Regions from separate parts of the Homo sapiens genome. Here region 1 is linked to region 2. Evidence: read pairs that join two places in POLR2A ChIA-PET (ENCODE). Cell type or tissue: PC-9. All regions are shown on one strand.

Evidence for each region. Peaks named below come from ENCODE experiments on the same cell type or tissue, not always from the same donor. Only the 100,000 strongest peaks of a DNase experiment are listed, where the experiment ranks them.
Region 1: POLR2A ChIA-PET joins it to region 2 with 7 read pairs; 2 of 35 experiments call an interaction of 5 or more read pairs at or near these places.

The regions. Positions count from the first base shown.
Region 1 is chr7:131,346,571-131,354,570 of GRCh38, reverse strand. The region is part of intron 1 of MKLN1 (muskelin 1); the gene reads right to left. Among named protein-coding and RNA genes, the nearest start is that of MKLN1, 23 kb to the right of the region's middle. In PC-9, no CTCF peak of the experiment used is centred here; a DNase peak (open chromatin) is centred at 7,150; H3K27ac peaks cover 1,356 bases.
Region 2 is chr7:131,161,552-131,169,551 of GRCh38, reverse strand. It overlaps a transcript of MKLN1 not described here. Among named protein-coding and RNA genes, the nearest start is that of LINC-PINT, 56 kb to the right of the region's middle. RefSeq lists an enhancer at 4,504-5,703. In PC-9, no CTCF peak of the experiment used is centred here; DNase peaks (open chromatin) are centred at 3,322 and 4,791; H3K4me3 peaks cover 1,753 bases; H3K27ac peaks cover 4,500 bases.

The DNA of each region.
Region 1 (8,000 bases), 190 kb before region 2:
TTCAGATGACATAATTTGCCTACGTGAAAAATCCCACAAGATTTACGCCCCCCCCCACAAAAAAAAATCCTAGGACTAATGAGTTCAGCAACGTTGCAGGATATAAGATCAACAATCAAATGCATTTCTATATACTAACACTAAACATGTGAAACCCAAGATTAAAAGCACAAAACAATTTACAGTTGCTTTAAAGGAAATGAAGGAAGAATATTTTTAACAAAACATGTACAGGATGCTCTGTATCCTGAAAACTACAAAATGCTGATAAAAGAAATTGAAGAAGACCTAAATAAATGGAAGACATATTGTGCTCGTGGACTGGAAGACTCGACATAGCAATGATGGCAATTCTCCCAAAATGACCTACAAATTTAATGTAATTCCTATCAAAATCCCAGCAAGATTTCTTTTAGACATAGACAAGTTTACTCTGAAATTTACACATAAAACACAAGACCTAGAATAGCCAAAATAATTATTTAAATGAGAATAAAATGAGAGCGATCACTCTATACAATATTAAAGCTTGCTCCATTATAAAACTGCATAATCAATAAAGTATAATACTAGCAGATGGACAGACACATATCATTAGGACAGAATAAAAGGCCCCCAAAAGACCCACACATATATGCCCAACTGGTTTTTTTTTTTTTTTTTTTTTACAAAGGTACAAAAGCAATTCAACAAAGGAAGAATAGCCTTTTCAACAAACAGTGCTAGAGCAACTGGACAACTATAAGCCAAAAAAAAAAAATTGACCTAAAACTCATACTTCATTAAAAAAATTAATGAATCATGAATGAAAATGTAAAATATAAAACTATGAAACTTTAAAAAAATATAAACATAAGACAAAATCTTCACGGTCTAGGACTAGGCAAGGAGATCTTATACAAAAAGCAAAATGTATAAAAGGAAAAATTGAAAAACTGGACTTCAGCAAAATTAAAAACTTTTATTTTGAGAAAGACTTTTAAGTGGTTGAAAAGGTAAGCTAAAGACTGGGAGAACGTATTTCCGAACTACATACGCAACAAAAGACCTAAAACATACACCTAAACACACACCTAAAACATACACCTAAAACATACAAAGTACTCTTGACATCCATCAGGTAAAAGGCAAACAATCCAATCAGAAAATAGGTAAGACATGAATACATTCCAGTAAGCAGTTATACAGATAGCAAATAAACACGAGATGTGCAACATTACTAGCCATTAGAGGAATAAAAAAAAATCAGATATCACTATATGCCTATCATAATAGCTAAAAGATAAAACAGTGATGACACCAAATGCTCACAAGGATTCAGAGAAACTGGATCCCTCATACATTGTTGATGGGAATGTAAAATGGTAACCCATTTTAGAAAAGGGTATGAAGGTTTCTTACAAAACTAACCACTACAATCCAGCAATTGGACTCTTCGGCATTTTTCCTAGGGAAACAAAAACCTATGTTCAAACAAAAACCTGTACTCCAATGTTTATAGTAGCTTCATTTCTAATAACCCCAAAATGGAAACAATCTAGATGTTCATCAACTGCTGAATGGTTCAACAAATTGTGGCACATCTAAATGAATGGATACACATGTAGATGTTTGTATTTGCAGCGGAAGAACTAGCCCATTGTAAAGGGAATAAAAAGTGTTGAAGGGACAGAGGTGGAAGCTGCATAGTTTAAAATCTGAAACCATGCAAATGTTTTACATGCAGAAACAAAAACAGGAATCACTAAAAGCTGAAAATAAACTAAAACAAATGAACCTGTGTATCAAGTTGGTGACATAACCCACAGAAAATAATAAAAAGAATTATTCCAACTGACCTTAGGACACAGCATTTTTACTATCTTCAGTAGAAAACAGTCTAACGGCAAAAAGAATCTACAAAGAAATGTTAAACTTCACCCAGTAATAACACTGATATTACTTTAAATTTATGTTTTAAACATATTTATGTGCACCACACACACATAGATAGGGCCCAAAGCAATTATATTAATGTTAATACTGGGAAACATTTTCAACTTAAAAAAAAAAGTGTAAAATGAAAGAAGTTACAACCTCACAAATCAAATTTGAACTGGAAATAGCAGTATAAATTCAAGATATTTTTTCTCTTAAAAAAATTTATTTCCTAGCTCTATCACCTAGAAGGATCTAAAAGAAATGACAATCTGGTAACATTAAGTATCTCCATTTTCCAATTATGCACTCTGAACATCATTCTTCGACTAAAGCATGTTATATAAAGTCATTTTCCTATGCCAAAAAGCAAGAAAATAAAGAATGGGGTCATGTCAAAGGAACACAGGAGAGAGCCTGAAGGGACTCCCACTGGCCTAAGATGGAACCATCTGGCATCACAAATAATGACTACTGAAGTCATTTAAAACACAATGAATAAAGAGACTAATGTTCATAAATGCTTTTCGTTTTTAAAAAAGAAAAAATTAATTAGACACCTGGAGGTATATAACAACTCACTATGCTGAAAACTAGTGATTAAAAGGAAAGAATTAAGCATTTGTCTTGCTTTTCCAGTAGAACTGTATTTCAGAGTAACCAAAAAGCTCAAATAGACAAGGGAAAATTTTATCCAGGAAAATTACAGCTAGTAAATGTGAAAGGAATGGTAAGATGAGAGAAATCCAATTTTGATACTTCTACTGAAATAGTTTATTCTAACAATGAGTTATCTTTGGATATTAACACTATTAATGAAAAGTGGATGGCTTTACAAAAAAGTTGTCACCACCACATTTTGTGCCTCCTGAAGTGATAAAATACAAAGTATATGGCACCACCTAGGGAGTGGTCTTTCTAAAAAACTGATGGAGGCCAATGTGGGAGGATTGCTTGAGGCCAGGAGTTTAAGACCAGCCTAGGCAACACAATGAGACCTTGACTCTAAAAAAAAAATTTAAAAATGAGCCAGGCATGGTGGCACACACCTGTAGTTCCAGTTACTTGGGAGGCTGAGGTGGGAGGACCACTTGAGCCCAGGAGGTTCAAGGCTACAGTGAGCCATGATTGTGCCACTGCACTCCAGCCTGGGCAACAGAGCAAGACCCTGTCTCAAAAAAAATCTGATCCAAAATCTAAATAAGGCTTTCTGTTTAACTCCCAGTATATATAAAGCATGACAAATAGAGGAATTAGTCAAATGCCACCATAGAAACAACTGAACATATCTAGAATAGGGGAGCTTCTTCAGGACAAATGACCTGATTTCTTCAACAAATCAATGGATAAAAAGAAAACAGCAAGAGGATGGGAAGACTCTTCTTCTTCTTTTTGTTTTTTTAAAAGAGACAGGGTCTTGCTCTGTTGCCCAGGCTGGAGTGCGGTGGCACAATCATAGCTCACTGCAGCCTCGACCTCCTGGACTCAAGCAATCCTCTTGCCTCAGCCTCCAAAGTAGTTGGGACTACAGGTGCACACCACCACACCTGGCTAATGGAAGAACTCTTGATAAAAAGAATTGTAAAAGGGACATAACAACAAATGCAATAAGCGTTTGGATCCTGATTCGAACACACTATAAAAAGACATTTTTTAGAAAACTGAAAATTAAATATGGACTAGGTATTAATTGTAATTAAAGAATTACTGCTAAATCTGTTAAGTAAAATAATGACATTGTGGCCATAAAAGAAAATGTCTCTGGCAGGGCAGTTCAAAGATGGCCTCAAATGATCCCCACCACTGAGAATTCACACCATTGAGTAATTCCATCTCATTGTAATTTCATCTCATTGAGTGTAGGTTGGCCTAGTGACTTGTTTTTAATGAAGAGAATATGGCAAAGGTGATGGGACATCATTTCAGGGCCTAGGCTACATAAAACTGTGACTTCCACTTCACTAGCAGACTTTCCCTTGTTGGCATTGATGAAGCAAAACACCACATTAGAGATGCCCACGTGGCAATAAACTGAGGACAACCTCTGGGCAACAACTTGCAAGAAACTGAATCCTGCCAACAATCAAATAAGCTTAGAGGCAGATCTTTCCCCACTCAAGCCTTTAGGTGAAACCACAGCCCCAGCCAACATCTTGACTGTAGCCTTAGAGACCTGGAGCAGAAGACCTCTCAAATCTATGTCTAAACACTGGACCCTCATTGAGAAAATAAATTGTGTATTGTTTTAAGCTGCTAAGTTTGTAGCAATTTGTTATGGATTAATAGATAACGAAGGCCAGGTGCAGCGGCTCATGCCTGTAATTCCAGAACTCTGGGAGGCTGAGGTGAAGGAGTGCTTGAGCCCAGGAGTTTGAGACTAGCTTGGGCAACATAGCGAGACCCCAACTCTACCAAAAAAAAAAAAAAGATTTTAAATAAAATGAAATAAAAAATAACTAATAAAATGTCCTCTTCTTCATGTATACTGAAGTATTTAGAAATAAAATAACATAACTTATATTTACTTTAAAATATACCAGAAGAAAGAGAGGTGGGTACAAATACAGGTTGAAAATTACAGAATGTCAATGGCCTAGCAAATAGCAGACCATTGTAGTATCGTTAGTTACCATCACTCAAAGCAAAACTCAAGTCAACTTATCACTACCAAGCAACTGAAAATAAGCATGTAGTAATTATCTCTAAGGATTCAAAACACTTTGGGAACACATACCTACAACATACTCCACAAGAATGAATGGAGCGACCACTAGGAAAAAAGAATGGCAACAAAATAAAACAAACATTCCTATACAGAAGTTTGATAAAATAGGAAATTCTCACTAGACAAAAATGAAACTAAAAAGCTCGCTAACATGATTTGGTGTCTCCCCAAAACAAAAAAATCTATCTGCTGAGACACTCATATAAAAATAGTCCTCAATTGCTGAATATCTCAGAAGGCTTGAATTATCAATCTTTTCAGAAATTAAATGACCCTTCAGAATATATTTCAAAACAAAGAACTATCCCTTTTCTACCTAATGCAAAGATCATTAAATTTGGACATGATCTGGCAATGATTTACTGCTTAGTACACACATTCTTCAAACCTCAGACAATATAACAATATATTCACAGAGGGATTAGAAAGATTTAAGGCCGGGTGCGGCGGCTCATGCCTAAATCCCAGCACTTTGGGAGGCTGAGGCAGGTGGATCACAAGGTCAACAGATAGAGACCATCCTGGTCAACATGGTGAAACCCCGTCTCTACTAAAAATACAAAAAATTAGCTGGGCGTGGTGGCACGCACCTGTAGTCCCAGCTACTCAGGAGGCTGAGGCAAGAGGACTGCTTGAACCTGGGAGGTAGAGGTTGCAGTGAGCCGAGATCGTGCCACTGTACTCCAGCCTGGGCAACAGAGCAAGACTCTGTCTCAAAAAAAAAAAAGATAGATTTAAGAGATCAAACTGCTTCTAAGCACTCTCAAAGGCTTCATTTATATGTAATTAATTTTACTAAAATAATCATTATCATCTAATTATATCAAGTTCTTAAAATATCTTTGTTGGGCAACAATGTAGCTTAATATGAACTATAACATGTGGATGTGGGGGAGGGTGCATGTCTTTAAAAAATTACTCTGTAATATCAACTGTTTGCTATTTTGCATCAAAAAAATACCTTCAGAATCTAAATCCCTCATTTTGTATGAGAAAAAAATAAAAGGCTAGAGAAATTAAATGACCGATCTAAAACTACCAATTAATCGGTGGTAGAACTGGGATTAGAACTCAAGTCCCAGTCCTAGGTCAGTGTTCTCTCTATACCATACTGTCTCAATTCTTTCATGTTTTCCTTTGCATCAGATCCAGCTTTTGCCACAGTATAATACAATAATTTAAACTGTACTAAGGATGACAGGTCAAACCAATATTAACTAATCCAAATCTGCTTACTTAATAAGAACTCTCCTCTCATACCCATAATAGGTATCTTTGACCAATGCCCTAAGTCCCATGGTAAAGCATTTTTCAAACTCTCTTCCTCAGAGATACTCCAGAGGATCTACAAATATTTTTAAATTACATTTGTGGGACCCTGTCTTTAAAAAAAAAAAACCCAACGACTATAGTTAACTCTTAAAACTATTAAAAAATTCAGAAGTATTATACATCAAATATTACCGCAATGGATAATATCCTCTATAAAAACTTGTGTACCTTGTTTTGTGTTAGCTTTGGAATAAAACTTCTCCCAACATCTCTGCATATATATGAATTATTTTCTACATGTGTCCTTGATTAATGGCTGTAGTTGTATGCTGGACTTTCAAAAACTCATTTCCATATATATATCTGTTCGCATAAAATTCACAAATAAATTAACACCTAGAACATATCTGATAAATAGGCAAGGCTGTTTTAATGCTCTCTTCATATATTAATAAGAGATATGTCATATGGCAAATCACAATATAGATAGCTGTAGCACAGAATACAACTTTGGAGTGCTTTTCTGTTTAAAATAATATATGGAACATGAGCAGTTTAGTGATATAACTGAAATCAAGTTTATTACAGGTAATAACTCTCCTCACTCAACTGTCAGACAACTCACACTTATGTATCTTAGAGCTCTCAGCCTTTCCTTTGTTAAATACAGAATGTTCATCAGGTCACAAACCATTAGTTTGTTACTATACTATGATTACCTCACATGCCAGCCAACATTTGTTTCAAAAGCACTACTGTCTTTATAATTCGGTATCCATTTTTGCAATTTAAAAAATGTTATTGCACTGTATGAATGGAAAATAGAAACACAAAAGCTTACTAGTAATATTAATCCACTTGAAACAATAATAGGCATCAGATTAACCAAAAGAAAACTTCAGATACTAGATTTAACCAGTTTAAGTATAAATGAAATGCTGAGAAAACAGATTTTAAAATCACATCAAAAGGTAAAAGTAAACGAGCCAATTATGGATTTATTGACTCTCACCTCTAAATTCACTCTTTTTGTCTCCTCTTTGAAAATGGATTTGGGCCCTTTATTTTTCCTTTACCAGCTGGTGCAATGTTAAGCTGTGTCAGTAAGAGGGGGCAGGAGTCATCGCAGCAAGTAAGGGTTTTTTGTCTTTGGGTTTTTTTTGTTTTTGTTTGGCTTCTTGGTTCAGGTATGCTTGCCGTGCATGCTCTTGCAGCATACACAGCTTCTCTAGCTCTTCATTCCTGCCATACAGGTTTCTCCAGCATCAGGCTCCAGCAGCATATACAGCTTCAATGCCCAGTTCCTGTGCCTGAGCAGCTTCTCTAGCACCAGGTTCCTGCATCTGAATGCAGACTAATTATGGATACTTTTGCACTTACTCTCTTGACAATCAGCAAGGCTGTTCAAACTAATGACTTCAACTGAGCCTTTCTTTAGCTCAGATAAATTTTCCTCTATTTTTTCCTTTCGTTTCTATTTTGTTTCTAATCTCTTTCTAGGCCTATTATTATGTAGAAGGTGCAGGGCTGCTATATATAATTATGCAGGTTGCACCATGCACTAGAAGATCCCACTGAAGAGTGAAAGCTGAAATTCAGCCTGTGTCCCACCCATCAAGTCCTGTATCCCAGTCAAAGAGCATCATCTGCTCATTAAGCCATGTGTCCTGAAGGTGAGAAGGTGGACCTTCTGGATCAAGGCTAGCCTCCATTTCAATTTTTCATTAATATTTTCCTTATCTTTTTGCTTTTGTTTTAGATTCCAAGTCTTTTTTCTATCTATGCATGTAACTACAGAATAAATATATGTGTATATGTAATTATAGAAAAACAATCACTTTTGTGGGATCTTCATCATAGTCTAGTACTTTGGGCCTAGGCCCAAAATAATAGATTATTTTATAACCTAGGAGCATCAGCATTTTTAAAAGATTCACAAGTAATTCGAAAGTGCAAACTGCTGTCAGTTAATGGTGCACAAGCTTTTCTGCTCAAGTACCCTCTAAATTAATTTTGAAAATCTATGCACATCCTCAACATTTTTAAGTTGTAAAATGTTTCATACCTTATAATTGTTGCAAAGGTT
Region 2 (8,000 bases):
CCTTCAAAAGAGGCCATTAATCAAAGCAGATAAAATTAGTTTTAGTTACTAAATAAATACTTAGAATACTGCAGATAATCAAAGTAGTTAAAATTAACAGTCAAACTGTTAATTTTGTGGTCTCAAATAGTTATCGAGACACTGTAGACATTGCAGAAAAAATCTGAAGCAATGAGCTGGTTAACTCAGATACAACGATATTTGGGGCATCAATTGATTACGAGTTTCAGATTGAATTATTCTGTTATTCAATTGTTCACTTAGGCAATGCCTATATAATAAGTTAACTTAGGCTATCTTAATAATTGATGTGTGTTTGTTAGTGTATTGGCTAAGGACATAGGACTTTAGATGAGAAAATGAGGGTTTCAGCCAGACACGGTGGCTGGCCGGGCGAGGTGGCTCACACCTGTAATCCCAGCACTTTGGGAGGCCAAGGAGGGCAGATCACTGAGGTCATGAGTTGGAGACCAGCCTGGCCAATAGGGTGAAACCCGTCTTACTAAAAATACAAATATTAGCCAGGCGTGGTGGTGGGTGCCTGTAATCCCAGCTACTGGGGAGGTTAAGGCACACGAATTGCTTGAACCCAGGAGGTGGAGGTTGCGGTGAGCCAAGATTGCACCACTGCCCTCCAGCCTAGGTGGAAGAGCTAGATGCTATCTCAAAAAAAAAAAAAAAAGAAAACAACGATTTAAATTTCAATTTGGTAACTTCCTACATAAGTGAACTTGGACAAATTATTTAACCTTTCTAAGCCTCAGTTTTCTTATCACTAAAACGTAATACTTATTTTGCTGGCTTGCAAGGGTAAAATGAGGTAATATACATAAAGAAAATATACATAAAGAAAATATACATAAAGGCTTAACTGGCACTTAGTAGGTAGACATTGAATTAATTCTTTTCCTTTTTAAGTCACTTCAGTTTCTCAGCCATGATATTATAATAAATAAGTAAATACATAATATGTCAGGTGGTGGTAAGCGCTACAGAGAACAGCAAAGTGGGAATCCTTAATGTCTACCAGTGGGGACAGGGGTAGCTAGGATGAGAAAAATAGAGGGGGACATTAATATGGTGGCTTAGCCTCAATCCATGCATAAAGATTGTCAAGGTGCATGGGGGCAAGTTGTGTGGCTTTTTTTTAAAGCCTTTATTGTTTCATAATTGTGTCCTTCATAATCAGGCAGACACAGCCTAAAATTATACAGGAAGAGTGGCAAAGAGGAAGGAGTCAGGAGTGAGAAAGCGGAGGAATGAGGCATGGGAGGCTAATGAGCTGTAGGGCCAGCCATTGATGTCAGGATCCTCAGAACTAAAAGTAGAAGCCACAGCCTGGAGACTCACACTTACCACTGATACCCAACAATGCCATCTAGATGGTGGTGAGTTAGTTGTAACAGCAGTTTCTTTTGAGTATTTTAAAAAATGATTATTATAAAAAATTAAATAGCACATTACAGAAAGGATATAACCTAAATACAGAAAACTGAAAAGATTTAGGAAAAATAAGTCACCAATAATTCCATTAGCCTAATTCATTTAATATCAGCATTTGGGTTAATTTCCTCCTAGTCCTTTTTCAGGTGTATATTTAAAGATACGTGAAATCACACTGTATACAGTTGTGGATCCTGTTATTTTAAGTATAACATTGTCTCATAGCATTTTCCTTGTTGCTAACCAGCCTTTCATAACTATCCTTTTAACAAGTGAATAATATATCATTAAGTAAATGAACAGTAATTTACTTAATTTAACTATCTCTGTATATTGTTAGATGTTTAGAATCTTTCCAATTTCTTGATATCATAAATATCACATTAGTATACATTTTTCTGTGTGTTTTCTTTTCCACATTATTTTTTTTTTTTTTTGAGACAGAGTCTTGCTCTGTTGCCCAGGCTGGAGTGCAGTGGTCCCATAACAGCTCACTGCAGCCTCAACCTCCCAGGCTCAGGTGATCCTCTCACCTCAGCCTCCTGAGTAGCTGCGACCACAGATATGTGCCATCATACCTGGTTAATTTTTTATATTTTATAGAGACAGAGTCTCACCATGTTGCCCTAGGCTGGTCTTGAACTCCTAGGCTCAGGCAATCCTCCTGCCTCAGCCTCCCAAAGTGCTGGGATTACAGGCATAAGCCACCATACCTGGCCTTCTTTTCCACATTTTAGATTATCTTCTTAGAATTGACTTTCAGAATTTTCAAAACATAAAACGTTGCAGGAGATGGACATTTTATGACTCTTTATACTTACTGCCAAATTGCTTTTCAAAGGGATTATAACAATGCCCAGTCCCAAGAATGGTGTAATGGTGTACTCATGAGGTAGCAAACCTCATCATACCCTTGAAAACAGTGGATCATTTCATTAATTTTTTTTTTTTACAGCTTCAGTTTCCAGGTTGTGATATAAGCAAGTAAACAAATAGTATGTCAGATGCTGATCAGTACAATGGGGAAGAGGAAACTGGAGAGAGGGGATGTGGCGGGGGAAGTGTTGCTGTTCTGTACAGGATGATCAGGAAAGGCCTTTCTAAAAAGATGATACTTAGGCCGGACGCAGTGGCTCACACCTGTAATCCCAGCATTTTGGGAGGCCATGGCAGGCAGATCACCTGAGGTCAAGAGTTTGAGATCAGCCTGGCCAACATGGTAAAATCCCATCCTGTCTCTACTAAAAATACAAAAAGTAGCCCAGCATGGTGGTGGGCACCTGTAATCCCAGCTATTGGGGAGGCTGAGGCAGGAGAGTCACTTGAACCCAGGAGACGGAGGTTGCAGTGAGCCGAGATCGTGCCACTGCACTCCAGCCTGGGCAACAAGAGCGAAACTCTGTCTCAAAAACAAAACAAAACATATTTGAATAAGAGCCAAAAGAAGTGAGGGATTAAGGTGTAAGAACTGCCCGAGGAAAGAGGGTTTCAGGCAGAGAAAACACTAAGAAAGGCCCTAAGACAGACCCATGTCGGGCAATGTTTGGGGAACAGCAAGAAGGCCAGGGTGGCAGTGCCCAGCGAGAAGCGGGTAAGGAAGGAGATGAGCTCAGAGGCAATGTGGGCAGCCAGGCCATTGAAGGCTTTATCAGCCATTGTAAGGATGTTTCTTTTACTCTGAGTAAGATGAGAAGGCATTGAAGGGTTTTGAGCAGAGGGGATTTGGGAATTGGCCTGTGTTTTATATGATTACGTTAGCCAGTGTGTTCGGAATGGGCTAAATGTGCTCGAAATCAAACTCAGCATCTTTCCCGGCAAACCTCCTACAGTCTCAGCATCTCCATCCTCTGACTCACCAATGCTCAAAACCATAGTAATCTTTTACATCCCAAAACCAATTGTCGCCAAGCTCTGTCAATACTCCCTCTGGAATGTCTCTTGCATTTGCCTTCTCTGTCCATTCCTACCGCCAAAAGCCTACCATAATCATTTTCTTTTTTTTTTGAAACAGAGTCTCCCAGGCTGGAGTGCATGGGCATGATCACAGCTCATTGCAGCCTCGACCTCCCAGGTTCAAGCAGTCCTCCCATCTCAGCCTCCTGCACAGCCGGAACCACAGGTGCACACTGCCACTCTCAGCTAACATTTGTATTTTTTGTAGAGATGGGGTTTCGCCATGTTGCCCCGGCTAGTCTCGAATTCCTGGGCTCAAGCGATCTGACTGCCTTGGCCTCCCAAAGTGCTGGGATTACAGGCATGAGCTACCGTGCCTAGCCCCATAACCGTTTTCTAACTCATCTCCCGGCCTTCTACCTTTCTGCTCACCCTCGTACCACCCGGTGCCGCTAGAACAATCTTCCTAGCAAAGCTGATCACTCGTGTTATCTTATTTGTCTCCCTGCTCTTCACCACTCAAAAGGTCTAAATTCTTCAGACTGGAATTCAAGCCCTACCACAATTTGATCTTAATCTAGTGCTCAAAACTTATCTCCCATTGTTTTATTCAGAATTAACTGTGCCTTCCTAACAAGTTCCTTGAACCAGCTCTGTACTTTATTACTGTACATTTTTGCTTACATCGTCTCCACTTCCCTACACCTTCTGTGTAAAACACTCTTCCCTTGGGCCGGGCGTGGTGGCTCACGCCTGTAATCCTAGCACTTTGGAAGGCCGAGGCGGGCAGATCACAAGGTCAGGAGTTCGAGACCAGCCTGGCCAACATGGTGAAATTCTGTTTCTATTAAAAATACAAAAAATTAGCCAGGCATGGTATCGCGTGCCTGTAATCCCAGCTACTCAGGAGGCTGAGGCAGGAAAATCGCTTGAACCTGGGAGGCAGAGGTTGCAGTGAGCAGAGATCGCGCCATTACACTCCAGCCTGGGCAACAAGAGTGAAACTCTGTCTCAAAAAAGCAAAAGAAAACAACAACAACGAAAACACCCTTCCCTCAAAGCCCCACCCAGAAATCCTACCCACACTTCCGGGATCCCAAATATCACTTTCTTCATGAAGCCATCCCCACTCTCCCTGGCTGGAATGATGTTTTTTTTCTTCTGTGCCCCATAAGTTCTATTCCACTACTCACACATTCTGTACCACATTATACTATCATTTTGTGAATATACTTTCCTTCCTGCCAGGTGATAAGCTCCTTGAGGATCCGTGTCTTGTTCATCGTTGTTGCTCCTACAGCACTTATTTCAATGCCTTGAACATAGTAGGTTTCCAAGAAAGGTTTGTGGACTTGAATTCTCCAGGGCCTTGTTGCCAATTTGTTCTTGCAACAGAACTAGAATTCAGGTCATCTGATTCCCAGCTCCCTATCCCTTTCCCAATACCATTCTCTCTCTGTCTTCCTTCTATGATTCATTGTCATCTCATCTGAATGACATTTGAAACCGCTAAGGAATTTTATGGAAGAGTGACTAAACAAAAAACAAATGCTGGAATGTATTTTCCATGTAGCTATTTAAGCCAAAGTGAACCTAATGAAGGGGCACTAAAAATCTGATCCTGAATAAAAAATAAAATAGAAACAAACAACAAAAAAAATGGCACATATATGTCTAGAAACGTTTTAGCTTCTTAGGGCTTGATTTTTGGCTTGCATTAATCTTATAGGAGTCCAGTTGCCATGTTTCTTGGTAAGCTATAAAGTTGTAGTCTGGGGGAAGAAATAAAAAACAAATAAGTGGCCGGGTGTGGCAGCACACACCTGTAATCCTAGTACTTTGGGAGGCCAAGGCAGGCAGATTGCTTGAGATCAAGGTTTTGAGACCAGCCTGGCTAACATAGTGAGACCACATCTCTACCAAAAAAGATACAAAAATTAGCTAGGCATGGTGGTGTGTGCCTGTAGTCCCAGCTACTCAGGAAGCTGAGTTGGGAGGGTTGCTTGAGCCCAAGGAGCAGAGGTTGCAGTGAGCTTAGATCTTGCCACTGCACTCCAGCCTCAGTGACAGAGTGAGACCCTGTCTCAAGAAAAAACAAAAACAAAAACAAAGCAAGTAAGTCTATTTTTCTGTTTAAAAGCTCTTAGCAACATTTTTAGCCCCTAATAATATGAGAGGGTTTAAACATTTGGGAACGAGGCCCTGTGGCAAAGCTTAATTTGCAATTATTCCAATCCTCCCCCTGCCTTCCCAACTTGGAAAAATAGCCCAAGGAGCTACTGTTCTAAACTGGGCATCCTCTTCGGTATTTGAAGTTTAAAAAGTAAATTATACCCGTGATACATGTTATATACAAGTATAATATATGTAAAATGCAAATAAAATTGTCATAGCATTTAACAACTAGTAATCGTTAGCATTAATGATATACACACGAGAGTTACTTGTGAGCGAAGAACACTGATGCCCTTAGGAAAAAGAAGATTTTACCAAGTTAAAATATATATTTTAGAGAATGGTTTAATATTTTAGAGAATGGCTTAATATTTCAGAGAATGGTTTCTCTCCTTGACAGTTTTGTCTCTCCTCTCCACTGAAACTTAGAAGAGGGCAGGATTGCTGTGAAGAATGTCCTATTGAGGTTTTCACAAATTCGAATGAAATGGGATGAAATTAAAACCCTCCACTTTACAGGGAAAAGGGATGAAAATGAAGCACTCATTCATCTCAGTCTACTCCATCTCAATCTGAATGTTACAGCAGAGGCTGACCTGTGAATCTAATGTCAATTGTGATAGAATCGTAGAAATGAAAGCAAGCTCTGAAATAGTTCCTTCTACCTTCGATCCTCAGTGGGTGAGCCCCGAACCATTACAAACAGGAGTTAGTATTTAAGAAACTTTCTCATAGGCAATTTCCTCCAACTGCACCCTAAATTCTACTTTACAGAACTTCATAGACCATTTTTCCTGTGCTCTACAATGAAGATATGAAAACAGCCTTTTGCCACAGCTAATGATCCTAACCATTTTTCTATCACTTGGGTTACATTTCTGGACTATGGGGAGACAGCCTAGAGCAATGGGTAAGAATTCAGAATTGGAGACAGAGTTGCGCTTAAGCCACAGCTGTATGATCATAGGTAATTGACTTAAGCGCTCTAAGCTTCAATTTCCTCACCCATAATAGAAGGATGATAATACCATCCAGCTGATAAGATAACTGTGAGGACTTGTCTAGAACCAGTGCTGTCCAATAGAAACATAATGGAAGCCACAATGTGAGCCACATGTGTGATTTAACATTTTCTAGTAGCCCATTAAGAAAAGTAAAAAGAAATAGGCAAAATTAATTTTAGTGCTATATTTTACTTAACTCATGTCCAAAATATCATTTCAACATGTAAAAAATGTTCATGAGTATTTTACATTCTGTTTTTTGCACTAAGTTTTCGAAGTCCAATGTGTATTTCACACGTACAGGTTGAGCATCTCTTATTCGAAATGCTTGGGACCACAAGTATTTCGGATTTCAGATTTTGGAATATCTGCATATACATAAATGAGATATCTCGGGAATAAGACCCAAGTCTAAATTCAAAAATCATGTGTGTTTCATATACATATTATACACATGGCCTGAAGGTAATTTTATATAATACTGTTAATAATTTTGTGCATGAAACAAAGTTTTTATCAATCGAATGATCAGAAACCAAAGGTGTCACTATCTCAACCACCCATGGGACAATCTGTGCTTGTTTGGCAACATCATTCCTGACGCTCATTTATGTGCTACTGATAAGCAATCATTTTCTCACGTTTATTTAGACATAAGTACTTAACAGTAAAAAATATAACACACCATGAGCGTGTTGGTTCATTCCTATAATTCCAGCATTTTGAGAGGTCCAGGTGGCTGAATCACTTGAGGCCAGGAGTTCGAGACCAGCCTGGCCAACATGATGAAACCCCGTCTCTACTAAAAATACAAAAATTAGCCGGGCTTGGTGGTGCACGCCTGTAATTCCAGCTACTCCAGAGGCTGAGGCAGGAGAACTGCTTGAACCCAGGAGGATCGCTTGAACTCAGGAGGCGGAGGTTGCAGTGAGCCTAGATCGTGCCACTGCACTCCGGCCTAGGTAACAGAGTGATATACATATATATATGTGTGTGTGTGTATATATATATATATATTTGTATATCACTCTGTTACATATATATATATATATATATATATATATATATATATACACACACACACACGTATATATATGTGTATATATGTATATATAACATACTATTAAAATAGTGAAAAAAACAATGTGTTCAGAGTTACTAATCAGCACAGCAGCATCCCTTAGAATACCTGTGTCACGGCCAGGCATTGTGGCTCACGCCTGTAATCCCAGCACTTTGGGAGGCCGAGGCGGGCGGATCACGAGGTCAGGAGATCGAGACCACGGTGAAACCCCGTCCCTACTAAAAATACAAAAAATTAGCTGGGCGTGGTGGCGGGCGCCTGTAGTCCCAGCTACTCGGGAGGCTGAGGCAGGAGAATGGCCTGAACCCGGAAGGCGGAGCTTGCAGTGAGCCGAGATCGCACCACTGCACTCCAGCCTGGGCGACAGAGCGAGACTCCGTCTCAAAAAAAATAAAAAATAA